4 separate regions of the Homo sapiens genome follow, and regions 1, 2 and 3 are each linked to region 4. Evidence: chromatin contacts called from ENCODE Hi-C or POLR2A ChIA-PET data. All regions are on one chromosome and are shown on one strand. The core of a region is the stretch at or near the end of the contact, and the rest is flanking DNA. Distances in the headings are between cores, read along the strand shown.

Region 1 (4,465 bases), core at 1,723-4,222, 2.5 Mb after region 4:
TGCCTAGGCCTCCCAAGTGCTGGGATTACAGGCATGAGCCACTACATCCAGCCTAATCTCATTAGGTTTTTACAGTGGGGTAGGGGTTATGGTTCCCATTTTACAGAACTGGCAGTGGAGGGTCAGAGAAAGGAATGAGGTGAATTTCCTGAGGTCACAGGGCTAGGAAGGGACCCCAGCTCTGCCTGCTTCCGGGTCCATTCTCTTCCCTCAGTGGGAAGGAATTTTGATGTTGGGGTGGGTGGCAGTCCCCGAGACAGTGTCTCCCCTTCCCTACTTTCCTGCAGGGCGTGGACGAGTGGATGTGGCCAGCCTGGCTGTGGGGCTGACAGGTGGCATCCTGCTCATTGTCCTGGCCGGCCTGGGAGCCTTTTGGTATCTGCGCTGGCGACAGCACCGAGGCCAGCAGCCCTGTCCCCAAGAGTAAGGGGGCTTCAGCGAGGAGGGGGTGGTGGTGGAGAGCAGGGGAGGGAGGAAGCATTGACCTAAAGGGATGTGCTAAGGATTGGGGGCAGGCAGGCACTGATGAAAGACCTAAGGACACAGTCATTTGGAGAGTGAGTCTGTGAGCTGGCTTGTGTCTGGTTTTGGCGACTGTCGCTCTGTCTGGATCCTCAGTACCTGGCCCGCAGTAGGAGCTCTGACCACTTTTGCTGCCAGCCTGTCTTTGCGGTACTGAGATTACCAGTATCCGTGGAATTACGACTCTGGATATTGTATCTGGTGAGGCTGCGACGGTGCAGCCTGTGGTGTCTTGGTGTCTGTGGTATGTCAGTTTCAGTGGTAACAGGTGCAGCACCTGAGTGGGTGTGGGAAATTGGTGAGGAGTGCGTCTGTGTTGTGTTCCTGTCTATATGGATGGGCTGAGTTCTGTCTGTTTGGTGTGTGTTGGCCTGCCTCTCTACAGGGCTGTCTTTTTTTTTTTTTTTTTTTTTGAGATGGAGTTTCACTCTCATTGCCCAGGCTGGAGTGCAATGGCATGATCTTGGCTCACTGCAACCTCTGCCTCCCGGGTTCAAGTGATTCTCCTGCCTCAGCCTCCAGTGTAGCTGGGATTATAGGCGCACTCCACTACGCCCAGCTAATTTTGTATTTTTAGTAGAGATGGGTTTCTCTATGTTGGTCAGGCTGGTTTCGAACTCCTGACCTCAGGTGATCTGCCCGCCTTGGCCTCCCAAAGTGCTGGGATTACAGGTGTGAGCCACCACGCCTGGCCCTTTTTTTTTTTTTTTTTTTTAAAAAAAGACAAAGTCTCACTCTGTTGCCCATGTTGGAGTGCAGTGGCCGGTTCACAGTTCACTGCAGCCTCAATTTCCTGGGCTCAAGAAATCCTCCCACCTCAGCCTCCTGAGGAACTAGAGCTACAGGTGTGCGCCATGCACCCGGCAGGGCTGTCTTTTTCTCTATTGCTCTGCCTGTATCTGGTGCACATGAGTGTGTCTGAATAAGAGTGTGTCTCTGTGGTTGCTGATTTCTGTGTCTACCTGTCTGTGTGCAGCTGCCTGTCATTTGAGGCGCTTTTCTGTGTGTAAGGCTAGGCTGAAGGTGACCCTCCTTTTCTGAAGTCCACCTCCCTTCCAGCTCTGTCCCAGTGTCACCCTGAGTCTCCGTCTCCTAGATCCCCTCTCTTCCTCCCTAGTCTAGGTATCCTGTAAGTTGCCTCTGCTAACTGTACCTTTGCTGTCCCCAGGGCCGGGCTCATTAGCCCTCTGAGTCCTTTGAACCCTCTGGGCCCACCGACGCCCCTGCCTCCACCCCCACCCCCACCCCCAGGCCTCCCCACCTATGAGCAGGCGCTGGCAGCCTCTGGGGTACACGACGCACCTCCACCCCCCTACACCAGGTATGGGGCGTGGCTTCTGCCCGGGGGCGGGGCGCAGAGGGGTGGGCACGTTGGAGGAGGAACCTGGGCTCAGGGGCGGGACTTGGAATTTGGGCCTTCTTACCTGGGGCGGGGCTTGGAGTGCGGGGGCGGGGCCCCATGCAATGGTCTAGGGGCGTGGCCCAGCGTTGTATGTGTGGAGCCGTATAGGAGGGTGGGGCCTGTGCCCAGAGGGTCCTGGATTGGCTGAGACGCCAAGGGCGGTCGGAGTGGTCCTGGTTGAAGGGGGGAGAAAAACAGCCAGATCTTTGACTCCCTAGTGTGCCTTTCCTCTTGCAGCCTCAGGAGGCCTCACTGAAGAGCTGCTTTCGAGACCCGGCTCTCCGAACCGTGCCCCTGATTCATACCGGATTCCGGAAGCCGCTAGGCCTCATAGACGCCGAAGCTGGACTTGGAGTGGGGAATGGTGGGAGTAGGGGTCATCCGGCCCGAGGCCTGCCCTGGCACACGCGTTTCCGCCGCGTATGGATATACACATGTTTTCGGCAACGTGTTCCCGTGTCCTGGCCCCTCACGGGCCCCCACACTCTCCTGACCGTGAGGGCACTGGTCAGTTCCGCCCCCGTGGTAGGCAGACGCGCGGGGAAATTCGGACCCAGGAGCCCAGCCCCGGCTGTGCCATCTTGTGTATGGGCAGATATGACCTGACAGCCCCCTCCAGTGCCACAGGGTACGCACACGCAGAGCCCCGCCTGTGCACACGCGTGTCTTCGTGCACTCCCCGTGCGGTACAGGGGCACTTCGTAACCCAGGGAAAGGGCGGGGGGCATATTTGCAAGCGCGCTCGGTGCGGGCAGGCTCGCATTGCACCCAGGGAGCTGGAGTTGAGCTGTTCCCCTAAATAAAAACCCTTCGGAAAGGAGACCAAAAAAAGCAGAAATAATGCAAAAAATAATAATGAAATGAACTGCGATCCCGGGCGCATCGGAACTGGTTTTCTGTGCAAACGCGCCCTACACCCCCAGGCCCTGCTCGCGCTCAGTCTCTCTCTCACTCTCCCTTTTTTTTTTTTTTTTTTTGCATTTGCACGGGATTGTGGGAGGAAGCGGAGCGCAGCCAGACACCCCGCCGCCCGCCCCCCCTTCCCCTCCCCCCTCCCCCAGCCGCCTTGTGCAAAGATGGCTGCACCGTGAGCGCAGAGGAGGAGGAGGCGGCGGCGGCGGCGGCGAGAGAGCGAGCACCCAGCGCCTGCACCCACCCCGGGGCCGCCCGGGACGCCCCCTCCCGAGCGCGCGCCCCCCCTTTTCTCTCGCAAGCGCCGGGGCAAAGGCGGAGACAGCGGGGTCCCTCCTCCCCCCTTCCCTCCTCTAGGGGGAACCCCCCTTCCCCCTTCCTTGGCTCAGCGACTGCACCCCCTCCCTTGCCCGCCCCTCCGCCCCTGCCCCCTCCCTCCCCCGCCCGGGGCCTTCCCGGGCCTTCGGCGGCTGCAAAGAAAAAAAGAGAGAGAGAAAAGGGGGGAAAAAAAAGCAGCAGCGGAGGGAGCGGCGGCGGAGGAGAGCGCGCGCGCGCCCCCTCCCTCCCTCCCTCCCTCCCCCTCCCCCCAATTTCCACCGCGGCCAATTCATGGACAGGAACTACCCCAGCGCCGGCTTCGGGGACCCGCTCGGCGCCGGGGCGGGATGGAGTTACGAGAGGTCAGCGAAAGCTAGGTAAGGAGCTGAGGGTGGCCTAGAGAAGGGGGCCAAGGGGTGGGAGCCCAGCCGGGCCGGGCCGGGCCGGGCCGGGCCCGCCCGGCGACGCGTGCATCGCAAACTCCCCTCCGGCTTGCAAGGGAGCGGCCTTCCTCGGTTTGTAACAACGCCGCCGCCCCAGTTTGCAAATTGCAAACTCCGCCAAAGCCAGCTCCGGCATGCAAAGGGAGAATTGCAGCGGGAAAATGGGGGTGCAAAACAATTTCGGACGGGAAGGCCTTGGGAAGGTGGGAGGGACTGGCGAAGCAAGGCCTGGACTTCCCCCCATCCTTGGATTCCCGGCTTGGTGACCCCTCCCCCCCGCGCCCCAGGCACTGCTCTTGCAAAGGTGGGAAGAAGAGAAGAATTAGAACGCAGATCTGGGGGGCGCGAACCCCCTCTCAGGTCCTATTGTTCCGGGACTGTGCGAGGCCGCGCCACTAGGCGCCCCCCCAAGAATTCCGCGCGCAGAGTGGGCACGGGGCCCCGCCCCCTTCCTAAGCTGGGGTTGTGTGTGTGTAAGGGAGGGGGTCAGGCGTCTGGGACACGCCCCCTTTAATGCCCCCACCCCCAAAGGCAGAGAATCCTAGTTGATCGCAAGGAGTGGAGCGTTTGCCCTCTTGAGTCTGGCCACGGACTGGTGCCGTTGCATGGGAAGAGTCGGATGTTTCCCGGGTGTGTGTTTGTGTGTCTGAGCGTGGGCCCTGTGCGTGCGTGGCTGGCAGCGTGTTCACCTGTGAATCTGCCCCTTTCCTGTTGCTTATTGGTGTGGCGCCCTCACACTTCACCTATCCCCAGCACCTCCCCCCCAACACACCTGGATTTCCCAGCAGGGCATAACCCCAAGTGTGTCAGGATTTTCCGTGTGGGATTCCTCCGTCTATATCTTTTCTTCCCCACGGGTGAGTTGGAT
Region 2 (4,464 bases), core at 1,884-4,383, 2.6 Mb after region 4:
ATCTGGTTATTCTAGCTAATGCTGTATGATGGTCATGGAGTCTTTCCAGTGAATTCCACAGAAAGGTACAGTCTAACTTCACCTGTGTCTAGGACACCACCCTCTTCTTGTTTTTCTCCTCCCATTGCTCCTTTCAAGTCTCTCTTGCTGGTTTCTCATCTACCTACAGACCAGTGGTTTGTCTCACACACACCCCCCACTCTCCCTTTTTTTTTGGAGATAGGGTCTTGCTCTGTTGCCTATACTTGCACTGTTATATAGATACAGTGGCACTATCATGGCTCACTGCAGCCTCAACCTCCTGGGCTCAAGTGATCCTCCCACTTCAGCCTCTCTAGTAGCTGGAACTAAAGGCATGCGACACGACGCCTAGCTAATTTTTAAAAAAGAATTTTTATGGGAGGCCAAGGCAGGTGGATCACTTGAGGTCAGGAGTTCAAGACCAGCCAGGCCAACATGGTGAAACCCCATCTCTACTAAAAATACAAAAATTAGCCGGGCATGGTGGTGGGTGCCTGTAATCCCAGCTACTTGGGTGGCTGAGGCACGAGACTCGCTTGAACCCGGGAGGCAAGAGGTTGCAGTGAGTTGAGATCACGCCACTGCACTCCAGCCTGGGCAACAGAGCGAGACTCCGTCTCAAAAAAAAAAAAATTGTAGAAATGGGGTCTCCCTTATGTTGCCCAGGCTGGTCTCCACCTCCTGGGCTCAAGTGATCCTCCTACCTTGGCATCCCAAAGTCCTGGGATCACAGGCATGAGTCACTGTGCCTGGGCGGTTTGTCTCCTTTATAGGGCCATATCCCCCTTCACAGAGTAATGTTTGTAAATTAATAAGTGAAATGTACAGGATTACAAACCGAACCAATTACAGTTGATCCTCAGTATTTGTAGATTATTTGCAAATTTGCATCCTTGCTACAATGTATTCATACCCCAAAAATTAAGGCAGTGCTTTTGTGGTGTTTTGGAGGGCAATGCTTATGCACAGAGCTGCAACAAGCTAAAGACCTGATGTGCATATTTGCAGCTGGGCTCCTCTTGCTTCAGCTCAAACACTGGAAACAAATGTCCTTTTCTTGGTTTGTTTAGTGCCATGCTTTTCAATTTTTTTTTTTTTTTTTAAAGTTAGAGTCTCGGTCTGTCGCTCGAGCTGGAGTGCAATGGCTTCATCCTGGCTCACTGCAACCTCCACCTCCTGAGCTCAAGCGATTCTCCTGCCTCAGCCTCCCAAGTAGCTGGGATTACAGGCGTGTGCCACCAGTCCTGGCTAATTTTTTTATTTTTATTTTTATTTATTTTATTATTTTTTGAGATGGAGTCTCGCTGTGTCGCCTAGGCTGGAGTGCAGTGGCACCATCTCAGCTCACTGCAACCTCTGCCTCCCGGGTTCACGTGATTCTCCTGCCTCAGCCTCTGGAGCAGCTGGGACTACAGGCGCCCACCACCACACCCGGCTAATTTTTGTTTTTTTAGTAGAGACGGGGGTTTCACCATATTGGCTAGGCTGGTCTCGAACTCCTGAGCTTGTGATCCGCCCACCTCAGCCTTCCAAAATGCTGGGATTACAGGCGTGAGTCACCGCGCCCGGCCAAATTTTTTTTTTTTTTTTTTTTGAGACAAGAGTCTCGCTCTGTCACCCAGGCTGGAGTGCAGTGGCGCGATCTCAGCTCACTGCAAGCTCCGCCTCCCGGGTTCACGCCATCCTCCTGCCTAAGCCTCCACGCCCGGCTAATTTTTTGTATTTTTAGTAGAGACGGGGGTTTCACCATGTTAGCCAGGATGGTCTCGACCTCCTGACCTTGTGATCCGCCCGCCTCGGTCTCCCAAAATGCTGGGATTACAGGCGTGAGCCACCGCGCCCGGCCGCCTGGCGTAATTTTTGTATTTTTAATAGAAATGGGGGTTTCACCATGTTGCCCAGACTGGTCTCGAACTCCTGATGTCAAGTGATCCGCCTGCCTCCGCCTCCTAAAGTGCTGGAATTACACCCGTGAGCCATCGCGCCCGAACCCTATTGTAAATTTTAAGTCTCAGGCGTTTGCCAGCGGCACGCCAGAGAGTATAGCCTGCGCGGAGGCCCAGAAACCAAAGAGCGAGCTCATTCCGGGATTGGAGAGAAGTGTGAGCAGAGGGAAGTAGAGGGATCGGGGAGAGGAGGGGCAGGACCCACGCATTCGGCCCTTTGCATTCAGCTTCATTCAACTAGGAACTTTTTCTGCAAATCAAGGAAAGCTTCCCGGAGGAAGTGGTGCCTAAGCTGTGCTCTGATTCACGTTTAGAAGCTGACCAGACAAAGAGAGGTGGGCGTTCCTGGCAGGGGGAGGGACTTGGCAAAAACCAAGTGGCTTGAGAGGGGTTGATGGTTTTAAAAAACTTGGAATGATTATGTCAAGGGCTAGGGATTTAATGTGTTGACGACGGACTCCTATTCCTCACTTGCTTCGGGACCCCAGCTATGCCCTTCCTCTCTCTGGGCCTCTCACCGATTCCGTTTTTCCCCCAGGTAATGAGCACAAGCTCCCTTTTTCCTCCAGACTCCCCCCGGGTTGGGAGGATCCACCGAGTGGACGAGGAGTGATAATTCCTTTGAGCCAATCGTTGGTGCCTGAAGCCCCGCCTTCTTCCCTACCCGTGGGCCAATTGCCGTGTTCTCCTTGAGGCCGGCCGCTTGGCGAGGGTGGGCCAAAGGCTGCGTGACGTCGCTTCCGGATAAACCAATGGCAGCGATTAGGAGGCGGGTCGTTTTGGTGATGGACAGGTGTTTCAAGACGCCCCTTTAGCGCGGGGCTCCCCGGGAAGCTTTGAGGCGGTGCTGGGTGTAAAGGGGAGGGCATTCCTGGTGGATTTTGCCCAATCACCAGTCGCGCTTCTTGCAATAGACGGGCAGTTTTCCCCATCCCGGGTCGACTTGAGGGGGCGGGATTCTGGACGCCAGAGTTGGCAAACCCCTGACCTATGATGGACGTATTCTCTAGCCAATTACTAGACGGTATTCTCAGACGGGCCGCCTCCATTGCCAATGAAATCTTCCAGCGGGGTCGCGGTAGGCGGGCCGTGGACCCTCTGGTATAAGGCGGTCCCGGGGGAGTGAGGAGAAAGGGGGGGTCTTGGCGGCCGGAGGAGGAGTAGGTGCGGGTGAAGATGGCGGCAGCCGAGGCCGCGAACTGCATCATGGAGGTGAGCGCTTGGAGCGCCGCCGTGGGCGGGAGGCGGCTTTGGGTCGGTGTTTCACGCCTCTGTGGTGGGGAAAGGGCTCTAAGTTGGCGATATGGGGTTGGAGGTCCCCCGCCGCACACGGGGGCGCCGCACGTTCCACATCCGGGGATATCGTTTGAGGTGACGGCTCCCTAGCTTCCAAGGGCCTTCGGCATCCGGCCTAGCGGAGGGTCTTATCCCCCCTCCCACGTGGAGGAGGGCTGGGGGCGCTTCCGGCCAGGCCCCCACGTGGCCGCTGCGCGGTGGGTGGGGAGGGGGTGTGCCGAGTCCAGTGGCCCGGCGGGCTCCACGTGCGGGACAAAGGCCCCGCCCCCGGCCGGGGAGGGGCGCCCAGGGGGGCGGGGAGGGGGTCCGACCCTCCTGACGCCCCCAGCCCTCCTCCCCGGGGACCTGGGCACACGCCGTGGGGTGTGATCGACCTGGGGCCCTCCACGATGTGGGGAGTCTCTTGGGAGGAGCAGTGCTTCTCAGCCCTTTACCAACCTCCTTCCGAGCTCCGGGGGCATCTGTTGGGATATCGGACCCGGTTTTGTGCGTTCTGGGTTAGGGACTGGAGGAAAACCAAGAATGGGGTCCCCCGCCGACCCCGTTTCCCCTCCCAGAATTCTCCCCCTCGCCCAGGGCTTTAGGAGTTGGGGGATGGGGCATGCCCCTGTGACCTCCCTCTGGGTGGTGGTGGGGCATCTAGATAGAGATTTTCCCATTAATAGGCGCCGTGCACCCCCTTGTGGCCATTTCTGGGTGTGTGGGAGGGACATCTTTTTCATGGGGCGTGTCCTGAAGCCCACCTCCCCTCGGATTTCTTCCTGGCGGGCGGAGGGAGGAGGGTATGTCCGCTGGGAAGGAGTTGTGGGAAATATGTAGGCTGAGAGCTTTACCCTACTGGAGCCGTTTATCTCCCCCGGGTCTTTGTGAGGGTGCGAGATGACCTCCTTCTTCCTGAAGCCCTGTGCAGGGTCCTGAGCCCTGGGGTCCTGAGAGTGGGTGCCTGAAATGGTTTCGAGTGAGGTTTGGTTCTCGTGCAGCCATGTGGGGGAGGTTTCAGTCTTGCGTTTCAAGCCCTCTGGGGCTGGGGTTGTCTGGCGGTAGTTTTCAGTGGTATTGAGAAATAGGCCCGAGTGGGAAACCCCCTCAGCACCTTTCTTCTTATAGGCATCCCCGCTAGCTTGGGAGAGCTGGAGGGAGGGTGCTTGGAGCCTAGTAGGTCATGGCCTGTGACGTGGCCCTTCTTGGAGACTTGGATAGT
Region 3 (4,050 bases), core at 1-2,500, 2.8 Mb after region 4:
CCCACACCCCAAGATGTGAGGAACCTGAGCATGAACGCGGTAGCCATGGGGTGAGCGCCTGGGGCCACGCTCAGCTGCCCCGAGACCTCCCAACCTCGCCCGGGGTCCAGGGAGGACCCACTGGTCTAGGAAGAAAACAGGAAATCCCGCCCAGACGGAGGCCAGGACCGGAAGTCCCGCCTTTGGACGGGTGAGGGGCGCCCCGAGGCCCCCCAAACCATCCCCCGACCCCGTGGACGTGGTCCACGGCCCAGGTAGAGATCCCAGGCGCTCTGGAACCGCAAGGTGAGACTGTCTACGATTTGCCTCAGGTCTGACAGGACGATTCCCACGGGCGACCCCCTTCCAGCGCTCAGCAAAGGATCGCTGGCAGACCTCTGCCCTCTGATCTGTGCAGGCCATACCCCTCCCGTGAGCCGCTCGCCCTCCCAGCGCCCCGCTGCCTCAGGACGGCCAAATCCTCCCCACACCGCGGTTAACAACGCCGCCTCCACTCACGTGCCCGTAGCCAGCATGGCCGGCCCGGCGCCGTCACCGCCCTCAAAAGACATGGCGGCGCCTTGCGTCACGTCCGCGCAGTTGCCCCGCCTCCTCTCCGCACACTCCGCCTCCCTTATCGGGGCCGCCCGAGATCAAGATGGCGGCCACAGGGGCTTCATCCGAACCAGTTGACAAGGGTGACGACAGCTTGCCCCTAAGAAAAATGGCCCCGCCTAGAGCATTTCCATTTGCCCCCAACAATAATGGCCGTCCTCATATGCTCAATCATGACCACAGTAAACGAAGGCAAGCGACCTGACGTCCCTGACCCACAATAAACTTCTTCGACAAAAGTAGAGGAAATCGGTGCTCGTTAACAACATGGCAGCCAACCGGGCTTAATCAGCCCATAGTGTATATTGGCTCTCCCTCCCTCCAACCTGCTCCCATTCGGCACGAAGGCTGGCAAAGATCCAACACGGCAGCATTTCTTGCTTCGGTTTGCCAGGCTTCAAAATGGCGGCTCAGCCCGCTTTCTCGCGACGGTGACTCAGAAATTCGTCCGGGGCCGCTTCGTTTCTGGGGGCACTGACGGCTTCATCCCGTTATCCTGAGTCCCTCAGTGCCTCTTGTGGTGTACAGCTCCTCTCACCTCCTCTTCTCTTATCCGTTCGGCTCTTCCAGCTGTCGCGCCCCGCAGAGAGATGGGACAGCCCCGTATTAACATGGCCTTAGCTGACCGGCTTAGGCCATGCCCTCGAGCAAAATGGTACCTCCTTGGCTTCAATTCCAGTATACAATATGGAGAAGGAAGTGGGCGTTTCAAGGCGTGCTTGCCCCAGGTGGTGCAGCTCTCAGACCCTCCCACTTGTTTACTTCGTGGCGAGAGGGCGAACACTGCGCCTGCGCACTCTCCGTAGCCGGATCCACCTTCAGCGTCTGCGCCACGTGACTCCGATCCACCCTCGAGGTTCCAGTGGAATAACCCCCTTCTGAAAAATGGTTTCACCCGCTCCTTCTCTAGAACGGGTCGGGCCGCTACCACTGTCCGGCCCGGAGGGGAACTGTTTTCTCCGGAAGTGACAACACGCTGACTAGGAAAAGGAGGAGGCGGGGCAGTGGGGCCTTCGGCGGCGACTATGGAAGGAGCCGGCTACAGGGTAAGCACTGAGGACGCATTCCCTCGCTTCAGTGTATGCGAAACGCCCCGTCTAGTGATCAGCTCTTCTCTCAGGCCTTGGCTCTCGAGAATCCGGCACGGCCTTGGCAAACACCGATCTCTTATAAACGCGCCGTCACCCTCCCGTCCACCGCCCCAGGGAAGAACCTCCCATGGCCCCGCCCCCCCGGCTCAGGCGACTCCTTGAGCCCTGCCCCCTGTGGAACGCACGTCAGCATCCGAACGCGGGCTGGACCATTCTCCCCGCCTTGGTCCCGGGGCAATGGCCCTCCCGGCCCCGCCCCCTGAGGGTGGCTCCTCCCTGGGCCCGTCCCTATTGGCTCCCCAGGCTGGTCCCCTCGCTTGGGCCCCAGCCCTCGCTGGTTCCCCCCAACTCAGGTGGTGTTTGAGAAGGGCGGAGTGTACCTGCACACCAGCGCTAAGAAGTATCAGGACCGAGACTCTCTCATCGCTGGTGTCATCCGTGTCGTGGAAAAGGTGCGCTGGGAGGGAGCAGGGCTCGGACCCGCTCCGAGCGGGATGCAGGCGGTCTGGGATGCAGGCGGCAGCTGTAGGAGTTTGGTCTGGCGGTCAGCAGTGGGACCTGAAGAAGGCTGGGTGTGGGAACTGGAATGAGGGGCGGGACTTTGAAAGGCTGAGGGTAGAAACTGGGAAAGTTTGGAAATTTGCAACGGAAAGTTTTGGGAATGTGGTTTGGGGAGCGCCTCTAACCCCGCCTCCCTCCTTACCCTAGGACAATGACGTCCTCCTGCACTGGGCTCCTGTAGAGGAGGCTGGAGATTCCACCCAAATCCTCTTCTCCAAGAAGGTAGGCTCCACCCGCTTTGCCCTTCTCCACTCGCTTTTTTTCTAGGTCCGTGCTGTTGTAAGTCATTTGAGGGACCTGCGTACAATCCCAGACCTACTCGTGGGGCATGTGTGACCCTGTTTAGGCTTGGGTACTCTGCCTCTCCTTTTGCTCCTCTCTGTGAAATGGGCAGAGGATGCCCATTCAAGGAAAAAGAGCAGGGAGCATAAGACGCACGGTCGTGGGGACGGCTGACCCCTCTCTCCCTTTGCTTCTTGGGAGATCCCTGCCAGGGTGCAAGATGTGGATTCGAGTTGCTTGAAGGGAAATGGCATTTCCTCTGGTGCCAGAGGACAGGGCCTGACAGCCTACTCACCCACTTCGTCACTGCTCCCGGCTTTCCCTTCGTTATGTCTCCTGGGACTTCCCATGGCTGGACCCCGTCCTGGGCAATTCTGAGACCCAGAGATAAGTCAGATCCAGACCCACCTAAGCCCTGACCCTTACTCACTTTTTGAGAAACTGATAGATGAGGTCGAAAACGCTAGGAAGTGTTGGAACTTTTTGCACCCAGACAGTCTGATTCCAGATCCCCAACGCTTCCTGGGAGAGCAGACATTTGAGCTGGGACTCCCAGGATATGAAAGGACAAGAAGGTATTTCAGGGACAGCAGAACAACCTTCAAGGCACACGGAGAAGTTGGATGCCTCTGTAGGGGGGTTCTTTAGTGGGGAATGAGACCTCCATTGGAGCTGATGAGTTCCACCCAGGGGCCGGAAGTCAGTCGGCACCCACAGAGCTAGTGACGAGACACTGGAAGGCTGAGCTGACCACCTGCGCTGCCCCAGGGCAGGAGGATGAAGATGAAGATGAAGATGACTCTCCACCTTGCTCCACAGCCAAACACAGCCAAGGCACCAGGAAGTTGCGTTACATCACTTCCGCTTTCCAGGTTGGCCTGCATCTGGTTGGTAGAATTTGTCCTGTGTCCTGGATTCCAGCTGCAAAGAAACCTGGGAAATGTAGTGTGTTTTTTTTGTTGTTGTTATTGTTTTTTTTTTTTTTTTTTGACAGTCTCACTGTCTCAAAAGAGTGCAAAGTGGTATCTTATTGTGGTTTTGGTTTGTATTTACCTGGTGAGTACAACAGTGTCCATTGAGCACTCCGCAGCCTGACTGCAGAGCCACCTGCTGTGTAGCATGGACCTCCCCATGCAGTGGGAGACATGGGGTCAAGTCCTGGCTCGCTCTCTGGCTGCATTGGGTGACCCTGAGCAAGTGCTGTACTTTCTTTTTTCTTTTTTTTTTTTTTTTTTTAATGAGACAGAATTTGCTCTTGTTGCCCAGGCTGGAGTGCAATGGCGCCATCTCAGCTCACTGCAACCTCCGCCTCCCAGGTTCAAGCGATTTTCCTTTCTCACCCTCCCGAGTAGCTGGGATTACAGGCATGCGCCACCATGCCTGGCTAATTTTTTTGTATTTTTTTAGTAGAAACGAGGTTTCTCCATATTGGTCAGGCTGGTCTCGAACTCCCGACCTCAGGTGATCCGCCCGCCTCAGCCTCCCAAAGTGCTGGGATTACAGGCGTGAGCCACCGCACCCG
Region 4 (4,403 bases), core at 1,297-3,796:
ACAGTGGGCGAACCCTGCACCCCAACTCCTTCTGCTCGAGCAGGGGAAGGAAACGGGGCCCCAACCTCGCCCTGAAACGCGCCGGGCTGACCCCATTATCACCCGCCAGCCAGAGAAGGGCGTGGGGGGCCCGCGTTTCGGACTTAATAAAGAGAAGGGGGCGCTTCCTTTAACGCCCTGCCAAAGCACAAGGAAATCTCCTTTTCTCTCCCGGAAGAGACGGTGCCCCATTTTACCCCGACAGAGGGGGGAACCCCAGGAGAAAGCGCGGGACCAACTTCCTCTCCCTACAAGGCAGGGAAACCAAACCTTACCCCCGCAAAACAAGGCTGAGAATCCTCCCTCACGTCACCTACCTACGAAAAGCGAGAGGACCCCTGCCCTTTAGCAAAAACACGGGGAAGAGTCTTCTCTAAAAAAATAGGCTGGGGTTTTCATCAAAAGGGCTGGAGATGCATCTCCCCCCTCCCCAATTCGGCCTTCTAGGGGATAGCTAAAAAACACCCCCCGCCAAAAAATACAAGTGCTATAGAGCACCCACCCAAATGACCCCCAATTACAAGGATGGAGAAGGGACCTGAATGAACCCCCACCTTCTGCCTCCTAAGCTAAAGTACCTATCATCCAAGTAGGACAGGGTGTGCCTCCCCCAGGAGAAAGGATACTGCCGGGGGCTGGGAGACCCCCAACCCCAAACCCCTAAGAGCGGGGCTGTTGTTCGAGATCCCCCCAAAAAGGGTCCGGAGCCCCTCCCCCATCCCCTTCCCCGAAGCCAGGCGACGGGCAAGCGGGCCCGTAGCTGCCAGCTCCGGGCGCAGGGGCAGCCAGGACCCCCGTGGGTCTCCGCAGCACCCCCCACGGCGCCCCCTCCCCAGGACAGGCGGACGGGCGCGGGGGGTCCGAGGGGCGCCTCCTCACCTTCCCCTCAGCATGGCGCCCAAAAAAGACAGAGCGAGAGCGAGGGAGAGCGGGCGAGCGCCGCGAGGGGGGGGAAACGCATGAGGCCGGGAGAGAAAGCAAGCGAGAAAGAGCGAGCGAGCAAGCGATCGAGAGACACCCACCGACCCCGCCCTTCCTCCTCCTCCTCCTCCTCCTCCTCCTCCGCGGCCCGGCCCAACATGGCGGCCGCCCCCCTTCCTCCTCCTCCTCTTCCTCCCCCCGGGGACGCAGCCCCGGCCCAACCGGGGGCCTGACCTGTCGTCAGGGAGCGGGAGGCGGTGGTGGAGGAGGTGCGGGGTGGCCGGGCGGGCGTCGGGGGAACACGGAGGAGGCGAAGGCGTTGATGGCGGCGGCGGCGATGGCGGCGGCGGCGACTCTGATGGCGGCGGCGGGGGGGTCCCGGGCGCGGCCTCCATAGTTCCTTTGGGGGGGAGGGGATGTTAATGCACGAAAAAGGACTGCTTGGGCGTGGCGGGAGGGGCACACTTAAGCTCGGAGGGCTCCTGATGGGAATGGGGTATATATTTTTTCGGTTTCGGAATCACCTCTGCGCTGACCTCCGCGTAGGCCGCACGGCCTAGGCCTCGGAGGGCCGCTCGCCGCCTGCTTTCTCCGCAGCCCACCCTTGCGGTCACTCGCTCACTGGCGCGGGGCCCTCATAGGGGCGAGAGCCCCCCCCCCACGCACCCCCGGGGGGCGGGACACCCGGGAGACACGGACACTGGTGGGTGGTTGGGTGTAATTAGCGCGGGCCGCGCGCGATGGAGCAAGCGAAGGGTAAGGGGAGAAGAGGAGAGCGAGCGAGGGGGGTGGGGGGTTAAAAAGAAAAAAAGGATTTGAGGGAGAGAGGGAACGGGCCGCGGAGACGGGCCGACTGTCTCCCTTCTCTGCCCGCCCTGGGTGCCCCGGCTGCCCGGCCCCCGCCGCAATCAGGAATTGACACAAAATGGCGGCTCGGCCCGAACCAGCCTAGAGGCTGAGGCGGGAGGAAGGGTGAGATGGGAGGGGGAACTGAGAGGCGGAGGCGGAGGCCGTGTCACGTGCAGGAGAGGGGTAGAGACCGCTTGCCCGAAGGCCGGCGGAAAGAGCCGAAGGCAAAGGGCGAGGCCGAGGGGAGGCGGAAATAGCCGAAAGGAGCTGAGCAGGAGCGAGGAGGCGACGGGGGAGAGCCAGAAAGAGCTGAAGGTGGTGATATGGGTGGGGCTAGAGAGAGCATGAGAAACCTAGGGGAGCCATAAATAGCCTAAGCCGATCGGGACCGGGGAAGGAGGAGAAACTGAGACGGTCCGGAAAGAGCCGAAAGCGGTGTCCGGGTGGGTGGCAGGAGGTGGAAACAGCCGAAAGAAAAGCAGCCAGGGTAATGCGATTAAGAGAATGAGCTGAACGGGCGGGGCTGAAGGGGAGAATAAACGACTTTCAGGAATTCGCCGGAGAGCAAGAGGGAAAAACCGAAAATTGCTAGTTTGAAGGAAGGCGGGAAGAGCCAATAGTTTTAGGTGGGAGAATGGGAGGGAAGGAATTCAGGCTACGGAGAGGGAAAAAAAAAATAACCGAAAGCTGGAGGCCAGGTGCCGAGAGTCGGAGGTTTCCGGAGAAGCGATGAAGCCCAGCCAGCCCGGAGGTGACGTCACTCGACAACCCAGTCGATGATGTCATCATTGGATGCGAGAGGGGCGGGGCTTGGTAGTCCCTCAGGGGAGTTTAAGGACCTGGGGTGTAGGACCCATGGAAGGCTCTCAAATAGCAGAGCTAGAAACACTGGCCGGTGTCGTAGACTGTACAAACAAAATCTTTTGACCCTCATAACCGTCCTAACATAAGCTGCTGCTATTCCCATTTGCAGACTGAAGTTCGGTGTTTTAAGTAATCGGTTCACGGTCATAGGATTAGTTCTAAAAAGCACAGCAAGATTTTTTTTTTAAGAGACAGAGTCTTGCTCTGTCGCCCAGACTGCAGTGCTGTGACACGATCATACCTCACTGTAACCTCGAATCCAGGGATCTTCCTTAAATACTTGTTAGCTCTTTCTACAGTGCCAGTCCCTGTGATGGAGCATGGGAACAGTTTCTGTCTTCATGGAACTTAACCGATAATGCCCCAAGGGAGAGAAACAGAGTTAAAGAATAAAGGGGGTGGGTGGAGTGTTAGAGGAGGGTCTTGTAATTGTTCTTTTAGGCTGGTACATGAAAAAGAAGAGATGGTTCCAGGCAGAAGAAATACCTTATTTCAGGCGGGGCGATGTTGCTCACGCCTGTAATCCTAGCACTTTGGGATGCCGGGGCGGGCGGATCGCTTGAGCTCGGGTTGGAGACCAGCCTGACGAACATGGTAAAACCCCTTCTCTACTAAAAATACAAAAATTAGCAGGACATGATGGCTCACACCTGTAGTCCCAGCTGCTCGGGATGTTGAAGAGGGAGAATCGCCCGATCCCGGGAGGTCGCGAGGCTGCAGTGAGCCGAGATTATGCCACTGCACTCCAGCCTGGGCAACAGAGTGAGACTCTTGTCTCAAAAAAAAAAGAAAAGAAATACCTTATTTCAGGCCCTGACAAAGCAAAGACCACTTAGATTCCAGGAAGAGAGAAAAACCGTGTCAACAGTGATAAATCTGGAGACAGAGGCACCATGTGACTTCCTGGTATATTGATCCTACTTTTTTTTTTTTTTTTTTGAGGCAGAGTCTCGCTCTGTCGCCCAGGCTGGAGTGCAGTGGCGCGGATCTCGGCTCACTGCAAGCTCCGCCTCCCGGGTTCACGCCATTCTCCTGCCTCAGCCTCCCAAGTAGCTGGGACTACAGGCGCCCGCCACCACGCCCAGCTGATTTTTTGTATTTTTAGTAGAGACGGCGTTTCACCGCGTTAGCCAGGATGGTCTTGATCTCCTGACCTCGTGATCCGCCCGCCTCGGCCTCTCAAAGTGCTGGGATTACGGGCGTCAGCCACCGCGCCCAGCGGATCCTACTGTTTTTTAAATGTTCCAGCTGGCAGCGGGGCGTGGTGGCACACACCCATAATCCCAACACTTTGGGAGGCCGAGGCTGGCGGATCACTTGAGGTCAGGAGTTTGAGATCAGCCTGGCCAACGTGACGAAACCCCGTCTCTACTAAAAAGACAAAAAATTAGCCAGGCATGGTGTGGCGCGCCTGTAATCCCAGCTACTTGGGAGACTGAGGCAGAAGAATCGCTTGAACCTAGGGGGTGGAGGTTGCAGTGAGCCAAGATGGCACCACTGCACTCCAGCCTGGATGACAGAGCAAGACTCCGTCTCAAAAAAAAAAAAAAAAAAAAAAAAAAATTAGCCAAGCGTGGTGGCCGGCACCTGTAATCACCAGTTACTCGGGAAGCTGAGGGGAGAATCGCTTGAATCCGGGAGGCAGAGGTTGCAGTGAGCTAAGATCATGCACTCCAGCCTGAGTGACAGAAAGACTTTAATTAAATTAAATGTTGCAGCCGGCACAGTGG

The links. Hi-C counts contacts between places; a loop is a spot of excess contacts on that map. ChIA-PET counts read pairs that join two places held with the same protein, here RNA polymerase II (POLR2A). Pooled maps may share reads with other maps.
Region 1: a pooled map shows a loop between it and region 4 (17-fold over the local background). The contact joins the promoter of PRR12 here to the promoter of ZC3H4 in region 4. A Hi-C loop is called at or near these places in 1 of 37 single-sample maps with no recorded cell type and 6 of 50 pooled maps. POLR2A ChIA-PET finds 5 or more read pairs at or near these places in 1 of 52 experiments (naive thymus-derived CD8-positive, alpha-beta T cell).
Region 2: a loop to region 4 is called in a map of B cell, with 18 times the contacts of the local background. The contact joins the promoter of PRMT1 here to the promoter of ZC3H4 in region 4. A Hi-C loop is called at or near these places in 1 of 168 maps with a recorded cell type or tissue (B cell) and 6 of 50 pooled maps. POLR2A ChIA-PET finds 5 or more read pairs at or near these places in 1 of 52 experiments (naive thymus-derived CD4-positive, alpha-beta T cell).
Region 3: a loop to region 4 is called in a map of naive thymus-derived CD4-positive, alpha-beta T cell, with 33 times the contacts of the local background. The contact joins the promoter of AKT1S1 here to the promoter of ZC3H4 in region 4. A Hi-C loop is called at or near these places in 1 of 168 maps with a recorded cell type or tissue (naive thymus-derived CD4-positive, alpha-beta T cell), 1 of 37 single-sample maps with no recorded cell type and 9 of 50 pooled maps.

What each region holds. Positions count from the first base shown.
Region 1 is chr19:49,588,210-49,592,674 of GRCh38, forward strand. PRR12 (proline rich 12) reads left to right here and starts at 2,973. Exons shown (of 14, transcript NM_020719.3): 1 at 2,973-3,531. The coding sequence starts at 3,446. PRRG2 (proline rich and Gla domain 2) reads left to right here. Exons shown (of 7, transcript NM_000951.3): 5 at 288-423; 6 at 1,691-1,843; 7 at 2,162-2,795. The coding sequence ends at 2,180. RefSeq lists enhancers at 518-577, 3,645-4,144 and silencers at 1,792-1,891, 1,902-2,061, 2,922-3,251, 3,412-3,661.
Region 2 is chr19:49,674,138-49,678,601 of GRCh38, forward strand. It overlaps PRMT1 (protein arginine methyltransferase 1), which reads left to right and starts at 3,134. Exons shown (of 11, transcript NM_001536.6): 1 at 3,134-3,179. The coding sequence starts at 3,144. RefSeq lists enhancers at 2,619-2,768, 2,773-3,504 and a silencer at 3,349-3,628.
Region 3 is chr19:49,876,105-49,880,154 of GRCh38, forward strand. AKT1S1 (AKT1 substrate 1) reads right to left here and starts at 1,251. Exons shown (of 5, transcript NM_001098633.4): 1 at 1,133-1,251. It overlaps TBC1D17 (TBC1 domain family member 17), which reads left to right and starts at 1,598. Exons shown (of 17, transcript NM_024682.3): 1 at 1,598-1,640; 2 at 2,039-2,137; 3 at 2,394-2,468. The coding sequence starts at 1,620. RefSeq lists enhancers at 1-831, 415-1,054, 1,235-1,574, 1,792-2,751 and a silencer at 1,795-2,084.
Region 4 is chr19:47,111,230-47,115,632 of GRCh38, forward strand. It overlaps ZC3H4 (zinc finger CCCH-type containing 4), which reads right to left and starts at 2,547. Exons shown (of 15, transcript NM_015168.2): 1 at 2,491-2,547; 2 at 1,195-1,360. The coding sequence starts at 1,355. RefSeq lists enhancers at 724-1,452, 1,453-2,180, 2,060-2,219, 2,460-2,689 and silencers at 820-1,309, 1,560-1,649.